Linked DNA regions of Homo sapiens: region 1 is linked to region 2. A link is a contact called in ENCODE Hi-C data. All regions are on one chromosome and are shown on one strand. The core of a region is the stretch at or near the end of the contact, and the rest is flanking DNA. Distances in the headings are between cores, read along the strand shown.

Region 1 (2,700 bases), core at 156-2,655, 760 kb before region 2:
TATAGTTTGGGGTTTTACTTTTAAGTTTAGATGTCTAGCATGGCCGAGTAAGTTTTCTTTGATTATTCCCTCAAATATGTTTTTCAAACTTTTATATTTCTCTTCATCATCAGGAACACCAATTATTCTTAGGTTTGGATATTTAACATAGTCCCAAACTTCTTGGAGGCTTTGTTCATTTTTTAAAATTCTTTTTTCTTTGTCTTTGATGGACTGGGTTAATTCAAAAGTCTTGTCTTCGAGCTCTGAAGTTCTTTCTGCTTGTTTGATTTTATTGCTGAGATTTTCCACTGCATTTTGCATTTCTCTAAGTGTGTCCTTGATTTCCAGAAGCTGTGATTGTTTTTTATTTATGCTATGTATTTCACTGAAGAATTTTCCTTTCCTATCCTGTATCATGTTTTTGATTTACTTAAGTTGGACTTCACCTTTTTCTATTGCCTCCTTGATTAGCTTAATGACAGACATTCTGAATTCTTTTTCTCGCAGTTCAAAGATTTCGTCATGGTTTGGATCCATTGCTGGTGAGCTGGCAGGATATTTTGGGTATGTTAAAGATCCTTGTTTTGTCATATTACCAGAATTGTTTTTTTTGTATCCTTCTCATTTGGGTAGACCATGTCAGAGGGAAGATCTGGAATTCAAGGGCTGTTGATCAGATTATTTTGTCCCACGGGGTGCTCCCTTGATGTGGTGTTTTCCCCCTTCCCCTAGGAATGGGGCTTCCTACAGTACAGAGGAACTGTAGTAATTGTTTTTGCTCTTCTAGGTCTAGCCACCCGGGGGAGCTACCATGCTCTGAGCTGGTACTGGGGAGTTTCTGCAAAGACTCCTGTGATATGATTCATCTTCAGGTCTTGTAGCCGTGGATACCAGCATCTGCTCTGGTGGAGGTAGCAGGGAAGTGAAGTGGACTTGGTGCAGGTCCTTGGTTGTGTTTTTGTTTAGTGGGCTGGTTTTGTGTTGGTTGGCCTCCAGCCAGGAAGTGGTGCTTTCAAGAGTGCAATAGCTGCAGTCCTATAGGGAGGAGGCAAACTTGCCCTAGAGACACCTGGTTAAGTATTCAGGTTTCTCAGGCAGCAGGCAGGGCCACAGAGCTCCCAAAATATTATGACCTTTGCCTTCAGCTAGCAGGTAGAGAAAGACCACCAGGTGGGGGCAGAGATAGGCATGTCTGAGCTCAGCCTATCCTTGGGCCGGGCTTGCTGTGGCTGCTGTAGGGGCTGGGGTGTGGTTCCCTGTCTAATGGTGTTATATTCCCGGGGGATTATGGCTGCTTCTGCTGAGTCATACAGGTAGCCAGGGAAGTGCGGGACACCTGGCAGTCACAGGCCTCACCCAGCTCTCACACAGCCTGCAATCCTAAAAGCGGGTTTCACTTCCCCCATGCCCCCGCCAACATCACTGAGTCTATTTCGAGGCAGCCGGTGACCAGGGCTGAGAACTCGCCCCAGACCACGAACCTCCCTGTTGAGAGAGCAAGCAGGCTCACAGTTTTTCAGTGTCTCAGGAGTTTGCAGCGGTAATCCAGTTCCTTCAAAGGATCTCTGGATTTTCTTGGCTTTCCTGGTGTGTTCCTGTGGTAGTTCTTGGGAGCAAAAGTTCACGAAGTGAGTCTCCACACACTGCTCTATCAGTCTGACCAGGAGCTGCAAGCTAGTCATGCCTTCTATCCACCCTCTTAATCTGAAAACTCCATTGTATTTTGGGAGCAGCTAACTTTTTTTCTAGGTTTCACAGGTCCACAGAAGAGAGAAATTTTGCCCCAGGATGGACCACACCCTGAGTCTCATCCTTCCTTACGCAGATGAAGTAGAAGATGAGTTTTGGGACTCTTTGAGTTGATTAAATTTAGGTGAGATTTTTAAGACTTAGAATTGATGCCGGAATGGGTTAGAACTTTTGGAGATGTTGTGATAGAGTGAATGTGTTTTGCCCATGGGAAGGGCATAAATTTTGGAGGGCCAAAGGAAGACCATTTTGGGTGGTAATGTGACCTTTAAAATGATATGTTGAAGTCCTAGCCATCAGTACTTGTGAATGTGACATTATTTGAAAATAAAGTCTTTGCAAATGTAATCAAGATGAAATCATTAAGGTGGCCCTAATTCATTATGACTGGTGTCCTTATAAAGAAGAGGAAAGTGACAAGTGAAGACACACACACACACACACACACGGACACGCTCATATACACACAGACATAGCCATGTGAAGAGAGAGACAGAAATTAGAGTTATACTGCCACAAGCCAAGGAATATCTGGACTTACCAGAAGCTGAAAGAGACCAGGAAGGATTCTTTCTAGAGGTTTTCGATGGAGCATGGCCTTGCCAATACTTTTATTTTTTATTTCAGATTTCTAGCCTCAAGAACTGTGAGAGAATAAATTTCTGCTGTTTTAAGGCACCCATTTTGTGGTACATTTTACAGCATCAGAAAACAAATATGCCAAGTATTCATTTGTGTGGAGATATATCTTTATGAGTTTGCATGTATCAGGATTGGATGGCAATTTCTGAATGAGCATGTATATCTCTGTCTGGGTACCTATATGCATGATCTACATATAGTTGACCAGGAACATGAAAAATGATGTATAATCTGCCAGAAAGTCTCAAGATAGGTAGATAATTTCCCCAAACTCATTGATTGACTTATTCCCTCAACAAGTATTCACTGGGTTCCTTCTATGTTCTA
Region 2 (2,700 bases), core at 102-2,601:
GAGGAACCTAACTGAGATATTGATGATGGGAAATTCTAACTAAACTGACTTAGCAGGATTCTTGTTAAAATTGCACAATGCAGCGACAAACATGGCAGTCTAAAAGTCCCCTGTCCAGGGCTGTCTACTCCACAGCCTCGGCTGCAGGGTCACCTAGCCCCTAGCTGGGTTAGGCTTCCTTTATGGCATGATCTTTAGTTCTTGAATCAGCCACTTTCCACATCTTCCCTTCCATCCTCAGGGAATGCAGCCCCCTGTGAGATCACCTACTTAACAGCAAGAACCAGGATCAGCCTAAACTCTAGCACTCCCTTTGCCAACTTTTTAGATAATAAATACAGATAGAGGAACATGATAATTCAGGAGAAAGCATAACTGCAAAGGATGATCCCTTAAGAAGGTGGAAGGCATAGGATCCAGGTGAAGGGCCTGGTCTCAAGTAGGATCCTGTCTCTTCCTCCAGGGAAGCAGCCAAGATTATAAGTGCAGGTCTACTGCTGTTGGGAAGTGGTGTGAATTCTTCTCTGATTGCTTCTATTTTCTCAAGGGAATATCAGTGAATATCATGAGAAAATTGGGTGCTGGTGCTTGTGGAGGGATCTTGTAAGTAGACTAGACAGAGAAGGTACACTTGTGGAGGGTGTACATTGTTTGTCTACTTGGCGGCGGGGGGACTGCCAGGAGAGTAGGGAGGAGAGAGTTAATAGCTTTGGGTAAGCTGGCTAAGGAAGGTGAATGGTGAGGAACGCGGTTGTGGTTAGTGGAGAGGAGGCCTCCTTGAGGCTAAAGGCTGTGGATGCTGGGGCACTGGAAGAGGTAGCTGTTAGGACACGATCGGGTGCTGCCCGTTATGAGAATGGGGGATGCAAGAAATGGACATCGTGGAGGGGCGCGGTCTTTCCTGAGGCCCAGGGCATGACCGCGGGCAGAAGAGACTTAAGTGGGGGGAAGGAGACCCCCCCGAGGACGGAGAGGCGCCGGCCACGGCCTGGTCAGCCCCGGGGGCGCTGAGGTCGCCGAGGAGGATCAGCGGTGTGAGGGCTGCGAGGACAGGGCGTGTGCCACGTGAGAAGCGTGTTCAGAGGCTGGCTGGGTGGGAGGAGAATGTCCATGGGATTGGCACAGGTCTCGAACATGGGGCGGCTCGGGCAGTCGCGCAGCAGAGCCTGACCCTCAGCGGATCGTCCCTCAGGCGTCAGCTCCCAACTGCAGGGAAGGGAGCCTGCGGCGGACCCAGAGGAAACAGGAGCCGACCTCCCCGGGCTCCGATGCGCAGGCCCAGAGCCCGTCAATCCTTGGCCAGCCCCGCCCTCCGGGCTGCGTTTTTCCGGCGGCGCAGGAACTTCCTGCGCGGTTGCTATGGTTCCGAGGGCAGGACTATGGGAGGCTGCCCTGTACGGTAAGTTCGTCGGGGCCTTTCCGGCCGGTACCAGTCCGAGCTCTGGTCCCCACGGTCATCACGCTTTGCTTTCTCAGCCAAGATCTCGGGGCTCAGGGCGGAAACGCAGCGGATATGTATTTTCTTCCGGGGTTGGTGGCGCTCGGCTCTCATGACCTGCAGGTGACAGTGTTGGCCGGTGGCGCGGCCCTGCTTGCCTCGTGCCCCGCCCTTCGTGCTTGAAAAAAAATCCCGCGAAGCCTTCTCCGAAAGAACATGCTGGTTCTTTGGTTGTCAGTGCCTTACAAGCCCTGGAGGCGGGGGTGAGGTGGGGATGTGGTCCCTCGCGAAAACTCAGTCAGTGGACAATAGCATTCTGTTTTTCAAATTGGCATTTCCTCGGTGAGGCTGCTAGGTACCCTAGCAACTGGTATTTCTGTTTCTCTGATTGGTTTTGTCATCTTTCTCCACGTGTTACTGGGGTTCTATGGACCTTTATCAATGTATTCTTTCATTACAAACGTCTCTGAATCTCATGGTAGAAAACTTGGTTAGACTGTTAAAGCGTAATAAAGGAAACCAATCTTATCCACAGTCCGATCACCCAGCCGTGACCATTAATCATATTCTGTGATAAATTTCCTTAGATGTTTTTCATTCGTAAAGTTGCATTTTAAAAAATGAGATTAACATTGTTTCATGAACATTCCGCTTTTTAAACTCAGCTTCACACTTTGAAAAATCATTTTCATAGTATTACTCTGTTTTAAAAACAATGCAAACGTATTGTAAGCTGTTGAAAGTTTCAGTAAAACTTGAGCGCAAAATACTCAAATACTCAAAATACCATGATCAAAGACAAACATCACCATGCTCCCTAATGAAGGCAGAGCTGTGGCATGTGTTTGTTTCACTCTTTTATCCTGGCACCTGGAGGAGTGCCTAGCACTTAGTGGATGCTCAATAAACATTGTGAAATAAAATAATATTTACACCCGGTCATTTTTTCTTTATATATAATCAATCATTTCATAATGGAGTGTAATATAGGAGCAGTTTTCTACGTGATTTTTTATTTGGCATTTTGTACTCAGTACTCAGTCTCCTAGAGTCTCCTAGTACTCAGTCTCCTAGAGATGAGAATTGATTAAAGAGTAATGAAATTATAAAAATGAGTAAACTCAGCCATTCTTAGGAGTACCAAAAACTCAAAAGTAAGTCTCTAAGCAAATGTCTGGTTAATAATAGAGTGCTGTGAAAACTATGTCAAACGCTGCAATCTGATTACTTATTGACAAGGAACTTGAAACTGAAGATGTAAT

What was found. Hi-C counts contacts between places; a loop is a spot of excess contacts on that map. Pooled maps may share reads with other maps.
Region 1: a pooled map shows a loop between it and region 2 (15-fold over the local background). The contact joins the enhancer-like site here to the promoter of VCF2 in region 2. A Hi-C loop is called at or near these places in 2 of 168 maps with a recorded cell type or tissue (CD4-positive, alpha-beta memory T cell and naive thymus-derived CD4-positive, alpha-beta T cell), 16 of 37 single-sample maps with no recorded cell type and 12 of 50 pooled maps.

What each region holds. Positions count from the first base shown.
Region 1 is chrX:55,918,221-55,920,920 of GRCh38, reverse strand. It overlaps a transcript of KLF8 not described here. Among named protein-coding and RNA genes, the nearest start is that of RRAGB, 200 kb to the right of the region's middle. RefSeq lists enhancers at 1,030-1,279, 731-1,930. Within about 2 kb of position 1,405, at least 2 of the 41 ENCODE cell types and tissues checked have a DNase peak (open chromatin) inside an H3K27ac peak, as active enhancers do.
Region 2 is chrX:55,159,836-55,162,535 of GRCh38, reverse strand. It overlaps VCF2 (VCP nuclear cofactor family member 2), which reads left to right and starts at 1,351. Exons shown (of 3, transcript NM_001166701.4): 1 at 1,351-1,399. The coding sequence starts at 1,380. RefSeq lists enhancers at 562-1,062, 1,063-1,563, 1,389-1,688.